Regions from separate parts of the Homo sapiens genome. Here region 2 is linked to region 1. Evidence: read pairs that join two places in POLR2A ChIA-PET (ENCODE). Cell type or tissue: GM12878. All regions are shown on one strand. Each heading gives the region's core, and the rest is flanking DNA. Links, peaks and the distances in the headings are about the cores only.

What was found. Peaks named below come from ENCODE experiments on the same cell type or tissue, not always from the same donor. Only the 100,000 strongest peaks of a DNase experiment are listed, where the experiment ranks them.
Region 2: POLR2A ChIA-PET joins it to region 1 with 9 read pairs; 3 of 35 experiments call an interaction of 5 or more read pairs at or near these places.

The regions. Positions count from the first base shown.
Region 1 is chr16:14,603,978-14,611,581 of GRCh38, reverse strand. PARN (poly(A)-specific ribonuclease) reads left to right here. Exons shown (of 24, transcript NM_002582.4): 7 at 773-938; 8 at 2,459-2,524; 9 at 3,263-3,301; 10 at 5,056-5,098; 11 at 7,356-7,436. Among named protein-coding and RNA genes, the nearest start is that of PARN, 22 kb to the left of the region's middle. In GM12878, for the core only: no CTCF peak of the experiment used is centred there; DNase peaks (open chromatin) are centred at 3,380 and 5,251; H3K4me3 peaks cover 1,996 bases; H3K27ac peaks cover 3,753 bases.
Region 2 is chr16:14,381,038-14,388,641 of GRCh38, reverse strand. No RefSeq gene overlaps it. Among named protein-coding and RNA genes, the nearest start is that of LINC02130, 15 kb to the right of the region's middle. In GM12878, for the core only: no CTCF peak of the experiment used is centred there; no DNase peak of the experiment used is centred there.

The sequences.
Region 1 (7,604 bases), core at 1,369-5,368:
GTGACAGAGTAAGACTGTCTCACAACAAAACAAAACAAAGAAAAAGTTTGCTGACCTCTGATCTGAGCTCTTGTCTCTTGCCTGGACAATTGCTCCTGACTTGTTTCCTAACTTCACTCTCAGAGTAGTCATCATGGCCTTTGAAACATTATGCAGGTAAGGTAATTATCTTGCTTAAAATCTTCTAATGTTGTCCAGCCACTGTTAGAATAATGTACATTTCTTACACTGGCCTGTGAGGGCCTGCAGAATCTTGCTCCATACTCTCTCCAATGTGATGCTGTACCATTCCATTTTTGCTCATGACATCTGGCCACACCAGCTCCTTGCTGCTCCTGGAACCGTCCAAGCCATTTCCATGTTCTGGGTATTAATACTTGTTTCCCCTACCCGAAGGACTCTTCCCCTAGCTCCTTTCGTATCCGACTTATTCTCATCCTTTGGGTTTTCCCTGACTTTCCTGATTTTCTTGTCAGAAGTAGTTCCCTTCACTACAGAGCAGGATGCATCAGCTTGTCACTGTTCATTCCCCAGTGCCTAATATAATGCTTTGGCACAGCATAAGTGCCAGATAAATATTTCTTGAAAGAAGACTGAATGAATGGATGAATGATAAACACATTTCAAAATCATTTGCCTTTCTGTTCATTTTTTGAGATGTAGTTAAATATGGTAAATCTTTCCTGAGTAATTTAGACTCTTTGGTTTGTTAAACAAATTTTATGTTAGACAGTTACTTCTGCTAATGCATTCTTTTTAAAATCGTGTTTAGGAATTCCATATTTAAATCAGGAAGAAGAAAGACAGTTAAGAGAGCAGTATGATGAAAAACGTTCACAGGCGAATGGTGCAGGAGCTCTGTCCTATGTATCTCCTAACACTTCAAAATGTCCTGTCACGATTCCTGAGGATCAAAAGAAGTTTATTGACCAAGTGGTGTAAGTTCCTAAATTAAAACTAAGCGTGCATTGTGTGCTATATATTGGGGATGACAGGCATCTATATCTCAAACCTGTGCTTTACAAACATAGTACACACACGGGTGTGATGTTGTGAATGGCAGGATATAATTGTGGCATATTAAAAAAAAAATTTTTTTTTTTTTTTTTTTGAGACAGTCTTGCTCTTTTGCCCAGGCTGGAGTGCATTGGTGCAATCCTGGCTTACTGCAACCTCTGCCTCCTAGGTTCAAGCAATTCTTGTGCCTCAGCCTCCAGAGTAGCTGGGATTATAGGCGTGCACCACCACACCCGCCTAATTTTTATATTTTTAGTAGAGACGAGGTTTTGCCATGTTGGCCACGCTGGTCTCGAACTCCTGGCCTCAAGTGATCTGCCCGCCTCAGCCTCTCAAAGTGTTGAGATTACAGGCATGAGCCAGCATGCCTAGCCGGCATATTCAAATTAGTGTAACAGCAACAAATTGTAAATAGAGTTCCATGTATTGTACTTGGACTTGCTACATGTCACTAGGCAAGAGATTTCAGTACGTGGTCAGACCTGCGTGGATTTTTTATTTTATTTTATTTTTTTTAATAGAGACGGATCTCACTATGTTTCCCAGGCTGGTGTCAAACTCCTGAGCTCAAGGGATCTTCCTGCCTCAGCCTCCCAGAGCGCTGGGATTACAGGCGTGAGCCATTGTCCAGCCCCTTTTCTTGTTTTTTAAATGCTAATCAGCTGACTTCTAAAACTTGCATGGACTGAATACCTGACAGCCACTGTCCAATGTCCTTGAAGGCAGAGGAGTGGATCAGGCTTATCCAGCCTGTAGCATGTCCATGTTCTCTTTGCTTGCAGTAAAGGTGCCGACAAGCAGATGTGATTTTGGACAAGTGTCTGGTCTTGCTCAGCTTAGTTGTTGGTGTAACCATTTTACTGGGAAAGTCAAAAATTAAATCACTTGTATTGACGAGTCCTTGAGAAGTTGTCACTAATAAATAGCAGCAGTAACCCTCTTCCCCCCAAAATACGCCAAATAAAGCTTTTTTATTTTATGTTATTTATTTTTTGAGACAGGGTCTCGTTCTGTTGCCAAGGCTGGAGTGCAGTGATGCGATCACAGCTCACTGCAGCCTCAACTTCCTGGGCTCAGGTGATCCTCCCACCTCCGCTTCTGGAGTAGCTGGGACCACAGTTACACTGCACCACTCCCAGCTAATTTTTAAGATTTATTTTTTGTAGTGAGGGGCTCTCAGTATATTGCCCAGGCTGGTCGCGAACTCCTGGGCTCAAGTGATCCACCCAACGTCGACCTCCCAAAGTGCTGGGATTCTATGCCTAGGTCAAAATAAAGCATTTTTAAAAAAGTCTTTGAACTAAAATTTCTAGGGTAATTTGGTAGAATTACATTGTCACATGTTCTTATAGTTAGACTGTTTTTGGTTGTGATTATTTTCTTGGTTGATGACTTCATTCCTTAAAGGTACTGATGGTTATGGTCTATTCTTATTCCTCAGAGAGAAAATAGAGGATTTATTACAAAGTGAAGAAAACAAGAACTTGGATTTAGAGCCATGTACCGGGTTAGTTGTCCTGAACATTTCTGCATGTCCTTTTTTTGGAAAGGTAGATGGTTTGTGGCATTTGATGCATCTAGTCTTTTAAAAACAGCTTTATAAAGGGTCTTTTTATTATTGCTATGTTCTCAAGAATTAAACACTAACTTTAGCGTTACACAGTGGGGATGACTGTGTATACTGAGACACTGAATGAATGCTTTGTCCTGTACTTGGAGCGGAGAAAACTGTTGTGCAACCTTGACTTTCAGTTATGCCCAAGAGTGGCATAATTAATTTGGCCTTGAGGCGCGCTTAATACGTGAAGGCTTCAGAAGAAAGAATTCACTTTCAGGCTACTTCCACCCTTTTAATTTCTCTCTGTATTCAGAGAACATTAGCATTTCAAAGAGTCAGTAACGTGATTGTCTTTTTTTCCTTTTACTTTGTGAGGAGTTTCACAAAAGTATTTCAATGCATCTGTCTACTTTAAGCTCTCTTTATGCAGCTGCAGGAAGCAATATTTTGATTAGACGAGAACTTCTACCTCTTCAGTAAAAGCAGCATAATATTAAAGAAAATTTTAGAAGACAAGTGATGAGGAAATCCCCCCACCTCAAAAAACCTGCGTATTTTTGTTTGCAAATTACCTATCAGTTCTAATGAAGTCTCTTTTTAAAGCGAAATCCTTCTCAACAAATGCTTGATCAGTTTGGATTTACTTCTAATGAGCCAAAATCAATACCTTTTCTTTTGTTTTTATAGGTTCCAAAGAAAACTAATTTATCAGACTTTGAGCTGGAAGTAAGTATTTATATTGTATGCAGCAGCTCTGTGGGGGACCCAGGATTTAAAGACTAAATATAATCTCTTAGTTCTCATTTCCTTTTTGAAATTCTGCGGTTCTCAGTGATTTGACTACATGAAGTTCCCCCTACTTTCTTAAGTTGAATACTCACTTAATTTTCTTTTGTTATTGTTTTTTAACAGATGCTTTAAGGCTTCTTAAAATAATTATCACTTTGGTGCATCTGTTAAGCTATGGATTGGTAGTGTTTTTGTCCTTTGGGGTATACAATAAATATTTGGTTTTCAGACCTAGGAAATACTCAGATGAATGCTTTTGGTAAAGCAAGAGTTCTTAACTTAGGGTGAGACTATGGATGGGTTTCAGGAGGTCTGTGAATCCCCTGAAATAACATCCAGACTTTTGTGTGTGTATTTTTCCAAGGATGTTTCCCTTGGTTTCCTTGTGTTTGCAGGTGGGTCTTCAACTCAGAAATTGAACATTGACATAGACAGGTGGACATTTCCATTTGACTTTGGGGACCTTGTTCTTCTGTTGGAATCTACCAGTGACATGTATACTGGGAATATACTTTGAACACAACAGGAAAGGGCTGTTTAGTTTGCCCACACTCCTTTCCTGTCATGTCGTCCTTGCAGCCTACTCCACCTGCATTCCAGATCCCTCTCCTCCTTGGCTGATGCAAGCTGTTAATACCATGCAAAACTACAGCAGAGCTGGCCATCTAAAACCTCCTCTTTATATGCCCTGTGCAATCTAAAAAGACTCAGGCCGGGCGCGGTGGCTCACTCCTGTAATCCTGGTACTTTGGGAGGCCGAGGTGGGCAGATCACCTGAGGTCAGGAGTTCAAGACCAGCCTGGCCAACATGGTGAAACCCCGTCTCTACTACAAATACAAAATTTAGCCGGACATGGTGGCACATGCCTGTAATCCCAGCTACTTGGGAGGCAAAGGCAGGAGCATCTCTTGAACCCTGGAGGCAGAGGTGCAGTGAGCCAAGATTGCGGCTTGGCACTCCAGCCTGAGTGGCAGAGTGAGACTCCATCTCAAAAAAATAAATAAATAAATAAAATAAAAAGACTTTCACAATTTCAGTTAGGAAACATTTTTATATTTGGAAGCAAGATTTGACTCTGTGGTAATGAGTTGACTGTATTTTGAGATGTAGGACATTTTAGAAAGTGCCTAAGTCCTGGTCAGGCGCAGTGGCTCACACCTGTAATCCCAATACTTTGGGAGGCCCAGGCGGGAGGATCACGAGGTCAGGACATCGAGACCATCCTGGCTAACACGGTGAAACCCCGTTTCTACTAAAAATACAAAAAATTAGCTGGGTGTGGTGGCAGGTGCCTATAGTCCCAGCTACTTGGGAAGCTGAGGCAGGAGAATGGCGTGAACCAGGGAGGTGGAGCTTGCAGTGAGCCGAGATCGCGCCACTGCCCTCCAGCCTGGGCGACAGAGAGAGACTCTTGTCTCAAAAAAAAAAAAAAAAATAGAAAATACCTAAGTCCTAAAAAAAATTAATTTGAAGTCAAATCCACGTTTATGTGTTTAAGAGCAAGGGTAAGGAAACATTTAGCAGCTGAAACGTTATAAAATAAATGTGCTGTAAAGTCTCCATTGTAGTGATAATTATTTTGTAGTTAATAAAACTTACTTAATTAGTAGCTGGATAGTTGCTTATAAAATACTTTGGGATTTAGCTGTCATTGACTCATCTACTGATACTATGTTTTTCTTTTCTTTAGGTATCCGAAAGGCATTCATGTTGAGACTTTAGAAACTGAAAAGGTAACCCCAAGAATTATCTAGGGCTAACATTAAACACATCCATTGTTACACTGTTAGGGGTTTCTTTTTTTTTTCTTTTTTTTTTTCCCTCAGGGTCTTTCTCTGATTACCCAGGCTGGAGTGCAGTGGTTAGTCACGGCTCACTGCAGCCTTGACTTCCTGGGCTCAGGTGATCCTCCTACATCAGCCTCCCAAGCTGGGACTACAGGCTCGTGCCACCATGCTTGGCTAATTTTTTATATTTTTAGTAGAGACAGGGTTTCGCCCTGTTGCCCAGGCTAGTCTTGAACTCCTGGGCTCAAACAATTTGCCCGCCTCGGCCTCGCAGAGTGCTGGATTACAGGCCTGAGCTACCATGCTCAATCCTTAGTGTGCTGAAAGTCAGAATTTGTATCTTGTCTGTGCTTGTTATGAGCTAGGTAACCTAGGGTAAGTCATTTGATCTCTTTAAGCCTAATTTTCTTCTGTACATTGGGACTGAGCATGATAACGGTGATCTATACTTTCTCATAGCCTTTTTATGGTGATACCGTGGGTAAGTGGAAGTGATGCCTTGTAAACTTGAAAGTATACAAATATTAGTTTGTATTCTTACTATGGCAGAAAGCTATAATGGTACATGTGAAGAAATGGCTTCATGTTGCGTGGGCAGACAAAATTAAATTTTAGAATTTGGGTCGTAAGCACAGCTATTGTCCTGAGTACACAGGGTACACTGATAGAATTGTGATGGGAAGTGGGTGGCTAGTGGTGGGTTCCTTCTGCAGTTTTTCAATTTTATAATTTGTTGTTGCTGTTAAGTCAGGTATAAAATTAGAGATTAAATAAAGTAGAAAAATAATCTTGGTAGATAATTTATCTTTAGTGGACACAAAATATATGAGAAAGAAAGTACTAGTTATCTGACACTTTGGCAGAAAATCCAGAGTTTTTTCTTATGGTAATACAACATATATATGTAAGTTTTGTTAATGTTAATACAACATATACATTTTACTTTAAAACTCTTCAGAAGTCAATGTTCAAATGCAATATAACTTTTTTAGTATTTGTCATAGGAAATGTCTTATTCTCACAGTCTGTTGATATTTTTAACTGATGTCTGTTGGGTTGAATTAGTAAACCGTAGGAAAATGTCATGGAAACACAGAGACAAAATTTGGTTTGTAATGCATTAGCTCAACTTATGTTGGCATTTCAAAGTATTTTCTGTTGTATTTGGCTCATGAAAGACTACAGTGGCTGGGCATGGTGGCTCAGGCCTGTAATCCCAGCACTTTGGGAGGCTGAGATGAGCAGGTCATTTGAGCCCAGGAGTTTGAGACCAGCCTGGACAACATGGTGAAACTCCGTCTCTACTAAAAATATAAAAAGAAATTAGCCAGGCATAGTGGTACATGCCTGTAGTCCCAGCTACTCAGGAGGCTGAGGTGAGAGGATCATCTGAACCCAGAAATTTGAGGCTGCAGTGAGCTGTGATCATGCCACTGCACTCCAGCCTGAGCAATGGGAGTGATAACCTGTCACACATACAAAAAAAGTGTGCGGTTACAAAAATTACAACTTCTGGCTGGGTGTGGTGGCTCATGCCTGTAATCCCAGCACTTTGGGATGCCAAGGTGGGCAGATCACTTGAGGTCAGGAGTTTGAGACCAGCCTGGGCAACATGGTGAAACCCTGTCTCTACTACAAATACAAAAATTAGCTGGGCGTATTGGTGCGCACCTGTAATCTTGGCTACTCTGGAGGCTGAGGCAGGAGAATCACTTGAATCTGGGAGGCAGAGTTTGCAGTGAGCTGAGGTTGTGCCACTGCACTCCAGCTTGGGTGACAGAGTGAGACTGTCTCAAAAAAAAAATTCTAATGGCAGCAGAAATCTGAATTTTTTGGATTAAGTTGTCTCTAGAAAATTGTATATATCTGTGGCCAGGACCGTGGCTCACACCTGTAATCCCAGCACTTTGGGAGACTGAGGCGGGTGGATCACCTGAGGTGGGGAGTTTGAGACCAGCCTGACCAACATGGAGAAACTCCGTCTCTACTAAAAATACAAAAATTAGCCGGGTGTGGTGGCACAAGCCTGTAATCCCAGCTACTCGGGAGGCTAAGGTAAGATAATCGCTTGAACCCAGGAGGCGGAGTTTGCAGTGAGCTGAGATCATGCAATTGCACTCCAGCCTGAGCAACAAGAGCGAAACTCTGTCTCAAAAAAAAAGAAAAAGAAAAGAAAATTGTATATCTGCTTTATGTCTTTTAGAAGGAGCGATATATAGTTATCAGCAAAGTAGATGAAGAAGAACGCAAAAGAAGAGAGCAGCAGAAACATGCCAAAGAACAGGTAATTGGGCTATGTTAATTCTTGGGGGGTGAGAAATGGCAACATAAATATTGATTTATTCCTGTCTATTTCAGATCATATGTTGGATTCAATTTAATGAATAGTTTTCTTTCATAGAACAATGGAATTGGCAGAAAAACCTGGACTAGAATAAGGGGAAGTTAGATT
Region 2 (7,604 bases), core at 1,148-5,147, 220 kb after region 1:
GCACTCCAGCCTTGGTGACAGAGTGAGACTCTGTCTCAAAATAAATAAAAATATATTTTATACTTTATTTTGATAAATAATAAATTATAATAATTTATTATATGTCATAAATATACCATGGGCTCAAGTGATCCTTCCCCCTCAGCCTCCCAAGTAGCTAGGACTACAGGCACGTGCTACCATGCCCAGCTGATTTTTCTATTTTTAGTGGAGATCAGGTTTCACTATGTTGCTCAGGCTGGTCTTGAACTCCTGAGCTCAAGCAGTCTGCCTGCCTTGGGCTCCCAAAAATAGTGGGATTAATTACAGGCGTGAGCCACCGCGGCCAGACACGTTTTAGATTTTAAACCAGGATCCTATCACGCATGCATTGCACGTTGCATTTGGTTGCATTGTTTCAATCTTTGGGTCTATTTTTTTGTCCTGCCATTTCCCCCTACCCATGACACTGACTTCTAGAAGAGTCTAGGTTCTTTTTGTATTGTAGGTTATCTTAAATTCTGTACAGCATTCCCCCCTTGTCCAAGGGGAGTACACTCCAATAACCCCACTGATGCCTAAAACTGTGGCTAGTACTGAGCCCTATATATATTAATACTATGTCTCTTTCTGTAGATAGATACCCTTGACAAAGTTTAATTTATAAATTAGGCACAGTAAGAAATCAGCGACAAGGACTCATGATAAAATGGCACAATTATAACAATATACTGTAATGAGTTTTATGAATGTGGGCTGTCAATATCCTGCTACACTGTAGTCACCGATTTTCATTTCTTTTTGAGATGGAGCTTCGCTCTTGTCACCCAGGCTGGAGTGCAATGGTGCAATCTCAGCTCACGGCAACCTCTGCCTCCCGGGTTCAAGCGATTCTCCTGCCTCAGCCTCCTGAGTAGCTGAGATTACAGGAGTGTGCCACCATGGCTGGCTAATTTTTTGTATTTTTAGTAGAGACAGGGTTTCCCTATGTTGGCCAGGCTGGTCTCGAACTCCTGACCTCAGGTGATCCACCTGCCTTGAGCTCCCAAAGTGCCAGGATTATAGGCATGAGTCACTGCACCTGGCCAGTCACCTATTTTCCAACCACAGTTGACCACGAGTAACAGAAACCTGGGAAAGTGACATTGAGGATAAGGGAGAACTACTGTATTTGTGTAATTCTTTTTTTTTTTTTTTTTGAGATGGAGTGTTGCTCTGTTGCCCAGGCTGCAGTGTAGTGGCACGGTCTTGGCTCACTGCTGCAACCTCTGCCTCCCGGGTTCAAGCAATTCTAGTGCTCTCGAACTCCTGATCTCGAGTGATCTGCCCACCTTGGCCTCCCAAAGTGCTGGGTTACAGGAGTGAGCCACCGTGTCTGGCCTGTATTTGCCTAATTTTTCCCTCGTGAAGCCGTTCAACTTGTTCATCTGTCTCATGTATTTCCTGCACCCTGGAAAGTTAGGCCTAGATGAAAGATTTTTTTTTTTTTTTTTTTTTGAGATGGGGTCTCACTCTGTCGCCAGGCTGGAGTGCAATGGCACGATCTCGGCTCACTGCAACCTCCGCCTCCTGGGTTCAGGTGGTTCTCCTGCCTCAGCCTCCGGAGTAGCTGGGACTACAGGCGCGTGCCACCATGCCTGGCTAATTTTTTGTATTTTTAGTAGAGATGGGGTTTCACCATGTTAGCCAGGATGGTCTCGATCTCCTGACCTTGTGATCCGCCTGCCTCGGCCTCCCAAAGTGCTGGGATTACAGGCGTGAGCCACCACGCCTGGCGAGATGAAAGATTTTAGCGCCCCAGGGGTAACGTGATGTTGGGTCACATCACGGGGGCACCTGCCAGCAGACTGTACCACTCAGGGGTCCTGAGCTTATTGCTTCATTTACGTGTTCACTGCTTGATGTCCCCATTGTCAAGTCATTGTCCCTCTGCCATAGGTAGTCTGTGGGGTGCTGTCCTGGCTCTGGGTGAGTAGCCTGCTCCCCAGTGACCTTTTACCCAGCACATTGGCATCTCATCATGACCCTGGCCTGAATCGACAATTGCACTGGGGTTTGCAAAACTGTGATTTTGCTAACTCCATCATAACTGCTACATTTGAACTGGTAATCTTCTATAGAAAAGAACTTTTCTGACTGGGCGTGGTGGGTCATTCCTGTAATCCCAACACTTTGGGAGGATGAGGCAGGAGGATCGCTTGAGCCCAAAAGTTTGGGACCAGCCAGGGCAACATATTGAGACCTCGTTTCTACAAAACATTTAAAAATTAGCTGAGCATGGTGTGGCATGCACTTGTGGGGCTATCTGGGAGGCTGAGGCAAGAGGATCGCTTGAGCCCAGGAATTGGAGGCTACAGTGAGCTGTGATTGCATCACTACATTCCAGCCTGGGTGATGCAGTGACACCCTGTCTCAAAAAAAAAAAAAAAAAAAGGCTTTCCCCCACTTTTATTTTTTAAGTTCAGTGAATTCTTATTAGAGTGAGTTATGTTTTCTAAAGTTGCCACAGCAAACATTGAATTAAGGCATGCTGAACCCTTGCTTCCAGGGGAAATATAGGTTTAGTTCCTGTAAGCCTCTGGTCATGTTGTCAACTGATGAATACATAACCTGGTTTTATCTGCCTTTCTGTTTGAAGATGCCTTATTTAATATACATGTTTGGTTTGTTAACATTGAACTAAAAGCCAGCAGCACTACAACTTGTCTCTGAGTGAAGCTTATCTGACATACACATTTTCTCTGTGAGGCTCATCACAGCTTTCCTTGCTTAGAAACATTGGACACTAAGGCTGGGCACGGTGGCTCACGCCTGTAATCCCAGCACTATGGAAGGCTGAGGCGGGTAGATCACCTGAGGTCAGGAGTTGGAGACCAGTCTGGCCAACATGGTGAAACCCCGTCTCTACTAAAAATACAAAAAATAGCCAGGTGTGGTGGTGCATGCCTGTAATCCTAGCTACTCGGGAGGCTGAGGCAGGAGAATTGCTTGAACCCGGGAGGCGGAGGCTGCAGTGCGCCAAGATTGCGCCACTGCATCCCAGCTTGGGCAACAGAGTGAAACTCTGTCTAAAAAAAAAAAAAAAGAAAAGAAACTTTGGACATCACATTAGCAGTACACGGGGACCATTTTAAGTGATAAAATCACCTACACAAATACAGAAAACGTGGCACATCTGGTTAAATCGACTACAAAAAGGACGCTTGTTTACAGTATGGGAACTGAAAGGAGGCAGAGTGTCACCTTGTTTGACCTCCCCTGGGAGCACTCACGTCAGGAGATTAAGATTTTTTTCCCTGCTTTGCCTTTGTGATTGACAATGAAAATGTTGCAAGTGCTGTTGATTTGGGGGTTACAAATAAATTATAGCGAGTAGGCATATCTGCAAATATCAGATCCTTGAATAATGAGGATAATTGTCAATATGGACAGATGGATTTTTATTCATCCAATTTATTATTCAATATGTTATACTTCATTATAGTCATTATTCTTCTAGATGTTTAAAAGTCCCTGTGTGGCCAACGGATGTCCCTTCGACCTGACTTCTATGTCCCTTTGATGTGATTCTTTTTGTCTTTGATAGCTTTCTCGATTTTCTATACAAGATATCGTAAGCTCAGCTGGAATCAGCCATTTCTCCAAAGAGCCTCAGTTCTTAGTTAAGAGGAAATGGTGTTTAGAATCCCAGACCTGGGTGTTAGATGTGCTCATTGCTGCTGGGCTGTCATTACCCCAGGCTATTTCAGTGGACAGAGACCTAAAATGTATTTTTAAAAAATTATGCGTGGGTTGGACATGGTAGCTTACGCCTATAAATCTCAGCACTTTGGGAGGCTGAGGCAGGCAGATGGATGGAGCCCTGGAGTTCAAGACCAGCCTGGGCAATATGGTGAAACCCTATCTGTACAAAAAATACAAAAATTAGCTGCACTTGGTGGCACACACCTGTTGTCCCAGTTACTTTGGAGGCTGAGGTGGGAGGATCACTTGAGCCTGGGAGGCAGAGGCTGCAGTGAGCTAAGATCTTGCCATTGCACTCCAGCCTGGGTGATAGAGCAAGACAAGACCTTTTCTCAAAAACAACAAAACAACAAACTCATGCATGAATACTGATAAATCTTATATGTATACATATAAAATTGAAACCTTGGAAAGTGAAACAAAGGATAAGGGAGATATCAACAGAGGATACTGATAGTTCCAATGTAAACGTCACATGTCAAGAGTGTTTTCATAACTACTTTTTTTATTGTTTTTAGAATATACATAACATAAATTGACCTTCTTAATTTTTCTTTTTTATTGAGATGGAGTCTCACTCTGTCACCCAGGCTGGAGTGTAGTGGTGCAATCTTGGCTCACTGTAACCCTCGCCTCCCAGGTCCAAGCCATCCTCCTGCCTCAACCTCCCGAGTAGCTGGGATTACAGGCATGTGCCACTATGCCCAGCTAATTTTTATATTTTTAGTAGAGATGGGGTTTCACCATGTTGGTCAGGCTGGTGATCTCCTGACCTCAGGTGATCCGCCCACCTCGGCCTCCCAAAGTGCTGAGATTACAGGTGTGAGCCACTGCACTTGGCCTGACCTTCTTAACTTTTTAAGTTCAATGACATTAAGTGCATTCACATTATTGGGCAGCCCTCGCCACCATCCACCTCCAGAATGTTTTCATTTTCCCAGACCACGATTCAGTATCCATTAAATACAAACTCCTCATCTCCCTTCCCAGCCCTCGGTAACACCGTTCTATTTTCTGTCTCTATAAATCTGACTACTCTAGGAACCTCATATGTGGAATCACACACTGTCTGTCCTGCCATGACTATCTGCTTTTACAAAGCATGATGTTTTTGACAATCATCTGTATTGTAGCCTATGTCAGAATTGTCTTCTTTTTTTTTTTGGACAGAGTCTTGCTCTGTCACCCAGGCTGGAGTGCAGTAGTGCGATTTCAGCTCACTGCAACCTCTGCCTCCCAGGTTGAAGCAGTTCTCCTGCTTCAGCCTTCCGAGTAGCTGGGACTACAGGTGCCCACCCCCATGTCCGGCTAATTTTTTGTGTTTTTAGTAAAGACGGGGTTTCACCATGTTGTCCAGGGTAGTCTCGATCTCCTGACCTCGTGGTCGATCTGCCCGCCTCGGCCTCTCAAAGTGCTGGGATTACAGGCGTGAGCCACCGCGCCCAGCCAATTTCCTTCCTTTTTTGAGGCTAAATAATATTCTATTGTCTTTATATACCATATTTTGTTTATCATTCATCTGATAATAGACACGGGTGTTATTTCTACCTTTTGACTTATTGTGAATGATGCTCTTATGAATATTGGTATAAAAATGGCTGTTCAGCTGTTCATCCTAACTGCACTTATTTTTATTATTTTTTGAGATAGGGTCTCGCTCTGTTGCCCAGGCTAGAGTACAATGGCACAATCACAGCTCACTGCAGCCTCTACCTGGGCTCAGGAGATCCTCCCACCTCAGCCTCCCAAGTAGCTGGGAATACAGGTGTGCATCACCATGGCTGTTTTTTTGGTAGAGACTAGGTTTTGCTGTGTTGCCTGGACTGGTCTCAAAATCCTGGGCTCAAGTGATCCTCCCACCTCAGCCTCCCAAAGTGCAGGGATTATAGGCATGAGCCACCACACCTGGCCTCATCATAACTACTTTTATATTTATATCTCTTTTTTCACACACTGAAAATCTAGGTCCCTAAAAACATTAGTATTTATCCTACACTAAGTATACAATTATTCAAAAATTGTAATAGCAACAACCTCTAAAAACAAACCTACAAAAGATATAAAGCAGATTGGTGGTTTTCAGGGCCTGGGAGAAGGGTGGAGTAAGGAGTGGCTGATTCATGGGGATGAGGTGTTCTTTTGAGGCAATAAAAAGTTCCAGATAGTGATGATAGATAGTGGTGATAGTTGCACAACATCTTCAATGTCCTAAATGCCACCGAGTTGTACACTTTAAAACTTTAATTAATTTCATGTGAGTTTCACCTCAATTAAAAAAAAGAAGACAGGCCAGGCGCGGTGGCTCACGCCTGTAATCCCAGCACTTTGGGAGGCTGAGGCGGGTGGATCACGAGGCCAAGAGATTGACGCCATCCTGGCTAATATGGTGAAACCTCGTCTCTGCTAAAAATACAAAAATTAGCTGGGCGTGGTGGCACGCGCCTATAGTCCCAGATACGTGGGAGGCTGAGGCAGGAGAATCGCTTGAACCCGGGAGGCGGAGGTTGCAGTGAGCCGAGGTCGCACCACTGCTCTCCAGGCTGGGTGACAGAGCAAGACTCCGTCTCAAAACACACACGCGCTTGCACACACACACACACACACAGACATGGGGGCTATTTAAGATGCCTATGTCATTCTTTTTGTCCTTAAAATATGTCACTGAATATATATCACCCTGAGGAGGTACAGTAAGATCACTGTGTTCAACAGGTAGTATTAACAGAAATAAGTTTTCATCCAGGCACAGTGGCTCACTCCTGTAATCTCAGCGCTTTGGAAGCCGAGGTGGGCGGATTACTTGAGTTCAGGAGTTCGAGACCAGCCTGGCCAACATGGTGAAACCCTGTCTCTATGAAAAACACAAAAATTAACCAGGTGTGGTGGCAGGCGCCTGTAATCCCAGCTACTCGGGAGGCTGAGGCAGGAGAATCGCTTGAACCTGGGAGGTGAAGGCTGCAGTGAGCTGAGATTGTGCCACTGCACTCCAGCCTGGGCCATAGAGTGAGACTCTATCTCAAAAAATAAATAAATAAATAAGTTTTCTCATTTTGATTATGTTATCAATTTGATATGCAATTAGGTTACTTGTTTCTGTATTGTATTCACCTTTGGGATTTGCTTTTTATCTTTTTTTTATTATTATTATTATTATTTTTTGAGATGGAGTTTCACTCTTGTTGCCCAGGCTGGAGTGCAATGGTGCAATCTCAGCTCAGTGCAACCTCTACCTCCCGGGTTCAAGCGTTTCTCCTGCCTCAGCCTCCCGAGTGGCTGGGATTACAGGTGCGTGGCACCACACATGGCTAATTTTGTATTTTTAGTAGAGATAGGGTTTCTCCATGTTGGTCAGGCTGGTCTCAAACTCCTGACCTCAGGTGATCCGCCTGTCTCAGCCTCCCAAAGTGCTAGGATTACAGGCATGAGCCGCTGCATCCGGCCTATTTTTATTTGAGATGAGGGTCTCATTCTGTTGCCCAGGGTGGAGTGCAATGGTACAATCTCAGCTGACTGCAACCTTTACTTCCTGGGCTCAAGAGATCCTCCTCCCTCAGTCTGGGACAACACATCTTGAATGTACTAAATGCCACTGAATAGTAAACTTTAAAACAGCAAATTTCATGTCTGAGTTTCACCTCAATAAAAAAAACAAAACTACAAATGTGGGTGATATTTACGATGCCTATGTACTTATTTTTGTCCTTAAAATATGCCACCCTGCGTGGCTAATTTTTGTATTTTTTTGTTTGTTTTTTGTTTTGTTTTGTTTTGTTTTGAGATGGAGTCTTGCTCTGTCACCCAGGCTGTAGTACAGTGGCTCCATCTCAGCTCACAGCAACCTCTGCCTCCTGGGTTCAAGCAATTCTCCTACCTCAGCCTCC